Regions from separate parts of the Homo sapiens genome. Here region 1 is linked to region 2. Evidence: chromatin contacts called from ENCODE Hi-C or POLR2A ChIA-PET data. All regions are on one chromosome and are shown on one strand. Each heading gives the region's core, a stretch centred on a gene start or an enhancer-like site at or near the end of the contact. The rest is flanking DNA. Distances are from core to core; before and after follow the strand shown.

Evidence for each region. A loop is a pair of places that touch in the nucleus more often than their neighbours do. ChIA-PET counts read pairs that join two places held with the same protein, here RNA polymerase II (POLR2A). Pooled maps may share reads with other maps.
Region 1: a loop to region 2 is called in a pooled map, with 5 times the contacts of the local background. The contact joins two enhancer-like sites. A Hi-C loop is called at or near these places in 2 of 168 maps with a recorded cell type or tissue (both aorta), 14 of 37 single-sample maps with no recorded cell type and 8 of 50 pooled maps. POLR2A ChIA-PET finds 5 or more read pairs at or near these places in 7 of 52 experiments (A549, BJ, HEK293T and 4 more).

The regions. Positions count from the first base shown.
Region 1 is chr14:33,970,609-33,975,758 of GRCh38, forward strand. It overlaps LOC102724945 (a long non-coding RNA gene), which reads right to left. Exons shown (of 9, transcript XR_001750942.2): 8 at 2,977-3,171. Among named protein-coding and RNA genes, the nearest start is that of EGLN3, 22 kb to the left of the region's middle. RefSeq lists an enhancer at 2,065-2,384. Within about 2 kb of position 2,248, at least 2 of the 41 ENCODE cell types and tissues checked have a DNase peak (open chromatin) inside an H3K27ac peak, as active enhancers do.
Region 2 is chr14:34,058,014-34,063,482 of GRCh38, forward strand. It overlaps EGLN3-AS1 (EGLN3 antisense RNA 1), which reads left to right. Exons shown (of 3, transcript NR_184209.1): 3 at 1,119-4,349. The region is part of intron 5 of LOC102724945 (a long non-coding RNA gene); the gene reads right to left. Among named protein-coding and RNA genes, the nearest start is that of EGLN3-AS1, 21 kb to the left of the region's middle. RefSeq lists an enhancer at 1,804-2,305 and a silencer at 2,204-2,563. Within about 2 kb of position 2,243, at least 30 of the 41 ENCODE cell types and tissues checked have a DNase peak (open chromatin) inside an H3K27ac peak, as active enhancers do.

The sequences.
Region 1 (5,150 bases), core at 998-3,497, 87 kb before region 2:
TCTGAATAGACATTTCTCAAAAGAAGACATACAAATGGCAAACAGGTATACGAAAAGGTGCTCAACATCACTGATCATCAGAGAAATGCAAATCCAAACTACAATGAGATATTATCTCATCCCAGTTAGAATGGCTTTCATGCAAAAGGTAGACAATGATGAATGCTGGTGAAGATGTGGAGTAAAAGGAAACCTCGTACACTGTTGGTGGGAATGTAAATTAGAATAACCTCTATGGAGAACAGTTTGGAACCGTTTGTTTTTTTTTTTTAGTTTTAGTTAAACAGTTTATTTTTCCTCGGAAAACTAAAAATAGAACTACCATAGGCTCCAGCAATCCCATTGCTAGGTATATACCCAAAAGAAAGGAAATCAGTATATTGAAGGGATATCTACACCCCCAAATTTATTGAAGCACTATTCACAATAGCCAGGTTTGGAAGCAACCTAAGTGTCACCAACGGATGAATGGATAAAGCAAATGTGGTACATATACACAATGGAGTACTATTCAGCCATAAAGAATGAGAGCCCATCATTTGCAACAACATGTATGGAACTGGAACTCCTTATGTTAAGTGAAATAAGCCAGGCCCAGAATGACAAACTTTTTATGTTCTCACTTATTCGTGGGAGCTAAAAAAAAAAAAAATTAAAAAACAATTGAACTCATAGAGAGTAGAGTGGGGTAGGGAGAGTCAGAATGGTTAGTGAGTACAAAAACATAGTTAGATGAATGAACAAGAGCTAGTAATTTCATAGCACAACAGGGTGACTGCAGTCAACAGTAGCTTATTGTAGATTTAAAAATAGCTAAAAGACTACAATTGTTCGTAACACAAAGAAAGTATAAATGCTTGGGGTGATGGATACCCCATTTGCCCTGATGTTATTATTATACATTGTGTGACTATATCAAAATATCTTATGTACCCTGTAAATATATACATCTACATACTTAATGACTTCCAGTTCCATCCATGTTGTTGCAAATGATAGGATCTCATTCTTCTTTATGGCTGAATAGTACTCCATTGCGTACTATTTACCCACAAAAGTTAAAAACTTAAAAAAACTTTAAAAATTAAAATTTAAAGAGAAGATAAATACAAAATAGAGAATATAAATGCCTATAGTCAACATAAAACTCATTCAGAGCACTCCGGGGCCACATACAGATCTGCATCATTCATTTTAGTAATGGCGTGATGTTTCATTGTGTAAATACACTGTAATTTACTTGCCCACCCCCATTGATAGATCTGTATATTGTTTCCAGTCTCTTGCTATTATTCTCTATCCAAGGTTGCCATGAGTACTTTTGTACATATATCAATTCCCATACTTAGGAGCATATCTGAAAGGCAAATTGTAGAAGTGAAATCACTGGGTTAAAGGGTTTGCGCATTTCTAATTTTGGTAAATATTACTAAATCACTCTCTATAGAAATTGTTCCAGGTTATAGTCCCACCAGTATAATATGAGGGAATCTGTTTTCCACACCCTTGCTGATACAACGTTATTATCAATATTGTTTTATCTTTGTCACTTTGACAAGTTAAAAAAAATTATTTCTCTCTCCTTTTTTTTCACCATCAGTGAGTCTGAGCACTTTTTCACATATCTGAGCCGCATACGTAAGGTTCTTCTTGTTGTTATTGTTTTGATGATCCGTTCATATCCTTTGCCAGTTTTTTTTTCTATTGGGTTATTGAATTTTTTCTTACTGATTTGTAGAAATCCTTTATATTTTAGGGAATTTAGTCCTTTGCCTATTATGTGAGTTTCAAGTATTTTCCCCAGTCTTTTGTTGGTCTTTTGAGCTGGCTTATATGGCCTTTGCCATAAATATATTTTTTAAATGTCATTAAATTTAGCATTCCAGGAATGGGCTATTTTAGCTTTGGTGGTCAGTGAAGGCTCCTCTGAAAAGGTAGCATTTGAGTGAAAACCTAAATTTCATGCCACAGGCAGGAGACAAGTGCTGTAGTCAGGAGGCTCTGGGGCAAGAATGTGCTCGGTGTCTTTGGGGAACTGAAAGAAGCCCTGGAGAACACAATATACAATGGCACACCAGGAAGCAGCGAGTCACACCAGGCCCAGGTAGGGAGGTTTGGAAGCCAGGGACAGACATGGGCTAGCTTTTGGGCCCCAGAGAGAAACCAAAATCAATGGGGAAAAAAAAATGATGTGAAGGCAATTTTAGGTTCTATTTAACTATTAGACGAACATTCCAATAATTATCACAGTCCAGTGTGCAGCGGGCTCCAGGGGTATTTGTCAGCTGCTTTCCTGTCCCTGAAACTTCTCAGGCAGAAGTGTAAAACACAGCTGGGTGGAAACACTGTAGAGGAACTCAAGCGTTAGATGGGGGTTTGACTAGTTGACATTTATCTCCAGTCTAAGCTTAACAAGATTCTGAGATTTTCTGCGGTGTGTATGCCCCTGCATTTGTCTTTCCTTATGGTTTCTCTCATTTTCTCTTCTTTTTTTTTTTTTTTTTTGAGACGGAGTCTCGTTCTGTCGCGCAGGCTGGAGTGAGGTGGCGCGATCTCCGCTCACTCTAAGCTCCACCTCCTGGGTTCACGCCATTCTCCTGCCTCAGCCTCCGAGGTAGCTGGGACTACAGGCGCCCGCCACCACGCCCAGCTAAATTTTTGTATTTTTAGTAGAGACGGGGTTTCACCGTGTTAGCCAGGATGGTCTCAATCTCCCGACCTCGTGATCCCCCTGCCTCGGCCTCCCGAAGTGTTGGGATTACAGGCGTGAGCCACCGCGCCCGGCCCTCAATTTCTCGTCTTAAATATACTTTCTTTCTTTCTATTATCCTCCCTCGTGTGATAGTACTGCCAACGGTTTCTTCTTGGCTCCACCGATACCTCTAAAGGCCAAGTTTATACACTGTTTACATGGAAATATCTTTCTATTTTCAGTGACACCTGTTTATGTCTATGGCTTTCACATCTTGCACATACCTGACACAGGAACCTTCTTTGACCAGGAGTTTCTGAGGACAGGAACCACATCATTTCCCTCCTGTGTTGTATCCGGGTACAGAGAGACGGAGCCTCTGGGCGCTCAGTAATCAGGTGATGCTAATATGCATTCACAGGCTGTTTTTGCAAAATTGCTAATGACAGACAGTATGGTTTCCTCTCAACAGTTGAGATCTAGGAAAAGTGAGGGTAAAGAATGCCCTGAGGAATCAGGATAGGAAACTGAGTTGGAAGCCTTCCCTACAGATAAGTTAAAGCCACAGTTATGGATGGAATCACTAAGGCAGGTTGCAATACAGAGGGTACAAGGAGGCATGAAAATAAAGAAAACATCCATGAGATTTCTAGCATAGAAACACCTTAAAAACTGGGAGATGCCCAATAAAAAAACAAGTCCTAAAATGCTTTTTAAAAATCCACCCTGGATTTTGTGGGAGATGGGAGTTGTCCTGCCTCAAACACATTTAGTACAATTAGATATACAAACATAAAGAAGCCTACATTTTATGATTTGCTCACTGTTTATGTTTTACAATTTTTTGCATACACAAGCAAAGGAAAACATTAGCAAATGGGGAGGAGGGGTAAGCAGCCCAAAATAGCAATGAACAGGAGTTGATTTTATGCTTTTTAAAAAAATCTGAAAATCCATTCCACATGACAGCTAATTCATTTTACTCCTTGCTTACCATATATTCTTCTTATCAATGGGTACATTAAAAAACAACTACAAAATTGTTATTATAGAACAAGGTCAAACAAAAAGAAAAAAATACAGAACATAGTGAATATTTCCTGTGTAAATCCTGAATTTAGAGTATGAAAAGCCAGTAGAGATTTGACTTATGCTAGGCCCTTGAAAAAGTTTCTACTTTCTTTCTCTTTTCTTTTCTTTTCTTTTTTTTTTTTTTTTTTTTTTTTTTTTTTTTTTTTTTGAGACAGAGTTTTGCTCGTTGCCCAGGCTGGAGTGCAATGGCACAATCTCGGCTCACTGCAACCTCTGCCTCCTGGGTTCAAGTGATTCTCCTGCCTCAGCCTCCCAAGTAGCTGGGATTACAGGGATGCGCCACCACACCTGGCTAAATTTTTTTTGTATTTTTAGTAGAGACAGGGTAACCACTCCATGTTGGTCAGGCTGGTCTCGAACTCCTGACCTTAGGTGATCCACACGCCTCAGCCTCCCAAAGTGCTGGGATTACAGGTGTGAGCCACTGCACCCAGCCAAAACTTTCTACTTTTCTGCTTTCTGAGGCTTTGAATTTAAAACTTTTTTTATTCACTATTTGCCAACAGGACCCCAGTTCTGACTGTCAGTTGGTGAGTGTGTGAGACTTGGAGCAAATCACTTCCCCTCTCTGGGTCTCGGGATCCTCTCCTACTGAAGGACACAGGATTTTACAGATTCTCCCAGACACTGTCTCCTATGGTTCTATGAAAACTTTACTTTCCACTGCCTTTTCTCATTCGTTTTATGGTCTAGGAAAGAGCTGCTGAATTTTCAAGCAATGCTAGGATTCTGTAGAAGGAGATACATCTGGTCTGCTGGTGCTTTTCTTAAAGTAATATACATATGTTCTGTCCATAAAACATCCTAGCAGTGTCTTTCTGCACCTTCTCCTAGAAGTCTGCACAACTTCTGTCTCTGTGATAAGATCACACAACTCCAGAAGCATAAGTCATTTATGTTGTGAACCAAAAGGCCATGGCTTGATTTTATTTTCAATCTAATCTAGCCTGATCATAAACGAATCATTTGGAGCAACTAGATTTTGAGTTGCTCCAAATGTTTTTTAGTTTACAATTGTTTTTATTTGTTCTTTGACCATGGTAATAATAAACAGTAAACCATTCACAGAACCTACATTTGTGTAACTTATGTGGTGCATGTCCATTTGATGAACCTTGATACTTAGGAAATGTGGAATCCCATAAGAGCAGGTTTCCTCAAGGCAAACCACTCATGAAAAGAGTCAGAAGTTTGTGTCTAATTCCTGTTTTAGAAATGTTATAAACTTGCAAATTTATTTTCCATTTGATTCAATCTGCCATCTCTAAATCTTTAGGGAGAATTACAGAAACGGAGATAAAATCTTGGTAATTTATTCAATTTTATCACTTCTACTGATCCCATAAAAAGACTCCATCTGTCAAAT
Region 2 (5,469 bases), core at 993-3,492:
ACTGGTAATACAGCAGTAAAGCAGGCAGAGATAGTTCCTGTCTTCATGGAAATTGCCACCAAGTAATGTGATCTTGTCATGAAAATGTTTATATTATTAAACCTAAAAATTTCACTTTAGGAAGCTTATGTTAAGGAGATAATAAGCTGGTCAAATATTTATACACAAATATATTCATTGGAGTATTGCTTAAGCCAAAAAACAGAGACAACCTAAATTTCCAACAGTAAGGGAATTGCTTAAAAAATACATAATACATTCATAAATTGACTATAAAAGGTTTAATGACATGGGAAATGTGTACGATATAATATTAAGCAAGGCAAATAATATTTTCAAGACATAGAATGTGGCCTCAATTATATTAGACATTATATAAAATAAACTTTTAAAATACTTGGTTGCTGATCATGGTGGCTCACATCTGTAATCCCAGCTCTTTGGGAGGCCAAGGCAGGCAGATTGCTGGAGTCCAGGAGTTTGAGACTGGCTGGCTAACGTGGTGAAACCCTGTCTCTACAAAAAATACAAAAATGAGCTGGGCATGGTGATATGCACCTGTAGTCCCAGCTACAGGTCTGGCTAACATGGAGACACCCTGTCTCTACAAAAAATACAAAAGTTAGCTGAGCATGATGATATGCACCTGTAGTCCCAGCTACTCTGGAGGCTGAGGTGAGAGGATGACTTGAGCCCAGGAGGTCAAGGCTACAGTGAGCTGTAATCACACCACTGCATTCCAGCCTGGGCAACAAAGCAAGACCCTGTCTCAAAAATAAAATAAAATAAAACAAAATGAAATACTTCGAAAGAAATATACCTCAAATGCTAACATTTTATTGGTGTATGAATGTTGTATTACGGGATTTTTTTTTTCTTCTTTATATTTTAGTGTATTCACTTTTATGAGAGTTTGTATTAATTTTATAATCTAGAAAGAATTTGGCAAACATCCCCTCTGAAAAAAAAAATCAGAACAAAAACTACCCCCAAATAGGGAAAACTCTACAAATGGCTTAACTGTGTATACAGTCAAGATCCTATAACCTAGGTCTCTGTATCTAAAGGCAGAATTTACGTGTGAATTAATCTCATTTTTGTTTCTGCTGACTCCATAGAAACTGTGCTCTCCATGGCTTCCTCAAGATGAGCAAACAAGAGTGATACAGATTTTTCTGAGATGGACAGTGCCTCTCACTGACCCCGCCCCCAGTATCCTACGACCAAGGAAAAGAATCTCATGTGTCATTTCTGTGGGCCACGGTAGTTAAGGAAACTCCATGTATTTTCATCTGGAGCCTCACAGCAACCCTGACAAGTGGCTAAGTGGGGACAATGTGAAGCTCGGCTGCCCTTCCCCAAGGCCCTGGTCTTGACAGTCCTCAGGGGCTGGAGGCCCCCCTCATCCATGTCCCCACAAGATTTCTGTCCATGGCACCCAAGGACCCACTCAAATGGTCTTGAATGGACCTGAGGAAGACTGGCGAGTTATTGGTTTTATAAGCACAGTTGTGTCCGTTTACATCTACCAGAAGGTACAGGGATATGGCGAGAGTGAGAAGACGTGACACCTGTTAATACAAACTCTCCCCTTTAACTTGTCTTTCCAGAGAACACAGAATGGGAGACACCGCTAAAACAGGCCACGTTAGCACTAGAACTGATAAACTGAGAGCTAGGTTCTAGATAGAAAAGTTACGATGAAACATCCTCATCATTGTCAACAGATGAATATCTAAACCTCAGCTTTGATGTCCTCTGCCAAATGGATTGGATGATGCCTGCCCTTGCCACTCCACGGGGTCTTTGGGGATGAACTGAGCTACAATGGCGAGGGAGCGGGTGGGATACTAACTGGCCCTTCCCCTAGATAGGAGGCCATCAAGTGCAGAGCCAGAGACCGGCCCTGGGCCTCCGCAGGCTCCCCCGGAGCCAAAGAGAGGCCAAACCGAAGCGCCCTGCCCAAGGCCGCCCTAACGCGACTCTGGCCGCTCCTGCCTAGCAGATACCGGCTGGTGCCCTCGCTTCGGATGCAAGATCCCAGCTCTGCTGCAGCTTTCGAGCCGGAGGGACAATCGAAATGATCAAAAATGCCCGGCGGGCAGCCTTGGCGAGCGCGCGGCGGGGCGCGGGGTGAAGTCTCGCCAGGGCGCGCCGCGGCGGACACCGAGCCACACGCACTGTGCCTGCGCCCGCGGCCGCCCCGAAGGTAGTCGGTAACTGCGGCGGGCGGCGGCCGGGGCTGGACAGCCAGCCCCGCCCGGCAGGCTCGCAGCTCACGTAGCGCTAGCGTGAGTCAGCGCGTTCCAGCGCAGCCCCGGGCCGAGGGAGGGCTCCCGCGCGCAGCGCCAGCAGCCCGCACGTACCGGCCCCGGGAGGGGGCGCCTAGGTGGTTCCACTCGCGGGTGCCCTGTGCCCTGCAGTGTCCCCACGCCCCAGGTTGTCCCCCTCGAAAGCCACGTGGGCGTGGGGCTCGCCTTCCCTGGGCGGAGTCCCCATCGGTGCCTGCCCGCCCGGAAGTAGGGGCGCGAGGGTGACGGGCAAGACCGAGCCCGGCCCGTGATTCTTCCTCAGCCGGAGCTCGACCTTCTCCTTGTCCCTTGCGTTTCCTTTCTTTGAACCACACACTCGCTCGCTCACGTTTGTCCCGACTAAGTTGCCCCCGGCCCCCGCAGCTGTCATGAAGATAGATGGAGAGGTAGCTGCGAGAGCCCAGCCTCGGCGGGTGGTGCCCAGGGCGGACTGGGGAGACTAAAGACAGTAAAGGGCGGGTGGGACTCGAGTCCTCTATCCACCTAATCTCACATGCAGTGGGACTTATCATTCCAGTCGGTCTGCATTTCCTCAAATCTGCACCTGTTTAGTTACGACAACCAGCTTTATAAAAGGAAGCGGCCTACGTGCCTGACAGCTGAATGACGGAATTAGAAGTCATTCTCTACTAAATGTGTGAACATAGCAGGACCTCCGCTTAAGTTCTAGACCTACAGGGTTGCAAGTCTGGGCCTCCTGGGGGCAGGAAAAAATTCCAAGTCCTCCTTTGCCCCTCGGTAAAATGTTCTTTCACAAATTAGAGCCAACGGCACATCTGTGATGTGCCTATGTCACTTTTTCAAAGCCTTGCTCAGGGGTTGGAATGTCGTGGAGAGGGAGACGAGGTGGGTGCTTATGAAGGGAAAGAGATACATGGGGAAGGGGGAGAGGAAACGTTGATTAGGAAAGGAGCTTGCAGTCATGAGTAAAGTGACTGACAGAACGTTATTGAGCCTGTCATGGAGATCAGGCACTATTTGGGCACCAGTGACGCAAAATAAGTGGCTCCCCGTGGTCCCTGCTCTCAGGGTTACAGATGAGTGGGAGATATTAACTAAGTAGACAGTGAAACATGAGGAAGACTTAGTATGACGGTTCAGCACCCAGACTTGGGAACCAGGCTGTGCAGGTTCTGATGCTGGCTCTGCAATTTACAGACCGTGTGATCTTAGCCAAGTGAGTACCCCCATCTGTCCTCACCTTCTTGTTTTGGAAAATAAAAATGGTGAAAACGACTTACTTTTTAGGACATTTCAGAGGTCTAAATACATTAATACAAGCAGAGCACTGGAATTCAGTAGGCACCGAATAAATCTTGTTAATAGAATAAATGGAGGAGATACAGGCAGGGGCTGCCAAGCACAGCAGAGCAGGCTGTATGCTGTACAACTCCAGAAGACACGTTCGTAGAAGTGAATGGAGCTTTCTGGAACTGTGCAGTGTGGTGGTCCTGAGTATGAGTGATGTCTATTTTAGCATAGTTCATAATAGGAAAAAATGGAAAATTCAAATGCACTTATCTATAAATGTGGTATGTTCATACAGTGGAGTACTATTAGAGCTATTAAAAGGGATCAGCTGCATCTATGTGTATCAAAATCTCAAAAGTATATTGAATGAAAAACAGCAAGTTGCAAAATGATACATGCAGCATGATGCCATTTATAGAAAGAAAATGTACATACACACAAAAAATCCCATATATATATATATATATATATATATATATATATATATATATATATGCTGGAAAAATACACACCAAACTTAAAGCTGTCTTTGAATGGAAGGGGAGGAATTCAGATTTGAAATGGTAGTCATAGGAATTTAGCTTATTCTCATATTGTAATAATTGTTTCAAAGAACAATGTGCTTATATATCATGCAGTTTTTTATTTTAAGGAATAGATATAAAATAAAACTAGAAGCAAATATGTCAACACTGGCTAACTGTGGGTTGCTGGAATATGAGTAATCATTATTTTTTCATTTGTACTTTTCTGAATATTCAAATTAAAAATAATTACAACCTTGCAGGTCAAGTGCTATGCTAAAGGTGTAAAAGGGATGGGCCTGGAGAGCATGTCTCGGGTGAGGCTACGCTTGTACACCCACAATCTTCGGTCACAACAGAGAATGGAGCAAGCTCCCCAAGACCCCTCTGCTCTAACCCCACCCTGGGGCGGGCTGGGTGCCTCTGGAATGCCATGGCTGGCCAGGGTTTCCAGACCAGGGCTGTCCTGAGCATGATGCTGCTGGCGACCATGCTTTGCAGGTTCTTCTTTCAATCCTTACCCTCCCTAAAATATGGCGTTCTGGTTGGTGCCTGAGGGGGAAACACCAGATGATAGTAGAACCCTTGAGGACAGGGAACCATCCATGCTCTACAAGTGGGTCACCTACAATTCTGAAAATTAACTGAGTCATTGAATTCAACGCAGCAAGTAAATGGTAAAGGTGGAAATGGAAACCATATCCACCTTATATCTATGAATGTCTACTATTCTCTGCCTCTGTGCAGGACCCTTTCACAGGTGTTGTCCTCTTTTGGAGCAGCTCAATGAATTGGTCAAGATTCCAGGCTTTGTAGTTGCTCAGACCTAGGCTCGAGTAGCCAATGACTACAATTTAGGGCAAATCACTCAGTTTCTCTGACTCTGTTTCCTCTTCTGTGAAATGGGGATAACAGTGGTGCTGGGGGAACGGAATAGATAATATATGCAAAGCACTTAGTACAGTGGCCTCCCCAGGGATCCCCCAGTAAATGGTGGTTAGGTGTCCATCAGGAAGTGGGATCTTTTGATAACAGATGGATCCTGTTTTAAAAAGGAGATTTTTTTTTTCTTATCCTATAACTATCCTTTACCCTAGTAAAGGGTTAAATCGCTGTGTAGGAAAAGAATGAAAGCCTGTGTCTCTCAGTGAGGTGGGACTGAGCTTGAAATTGACATTCTACAAGAGTTTGACTAGGAACTGTTGTTTGGAGAAGCCCACCCTGCCCCACTTAAAAAAAACCAGTGGTGTTTTTGTTTCTTAATAGCTAAATCTACCCACTGAAAGCCCCAAACAGGATTCTCTTACATTTAAAAAATTAGCCTGACACACCAGTGCCTTCTGAAAGAAGCCGTCCGAGCTTTTAAGTCAAACACACTAAGA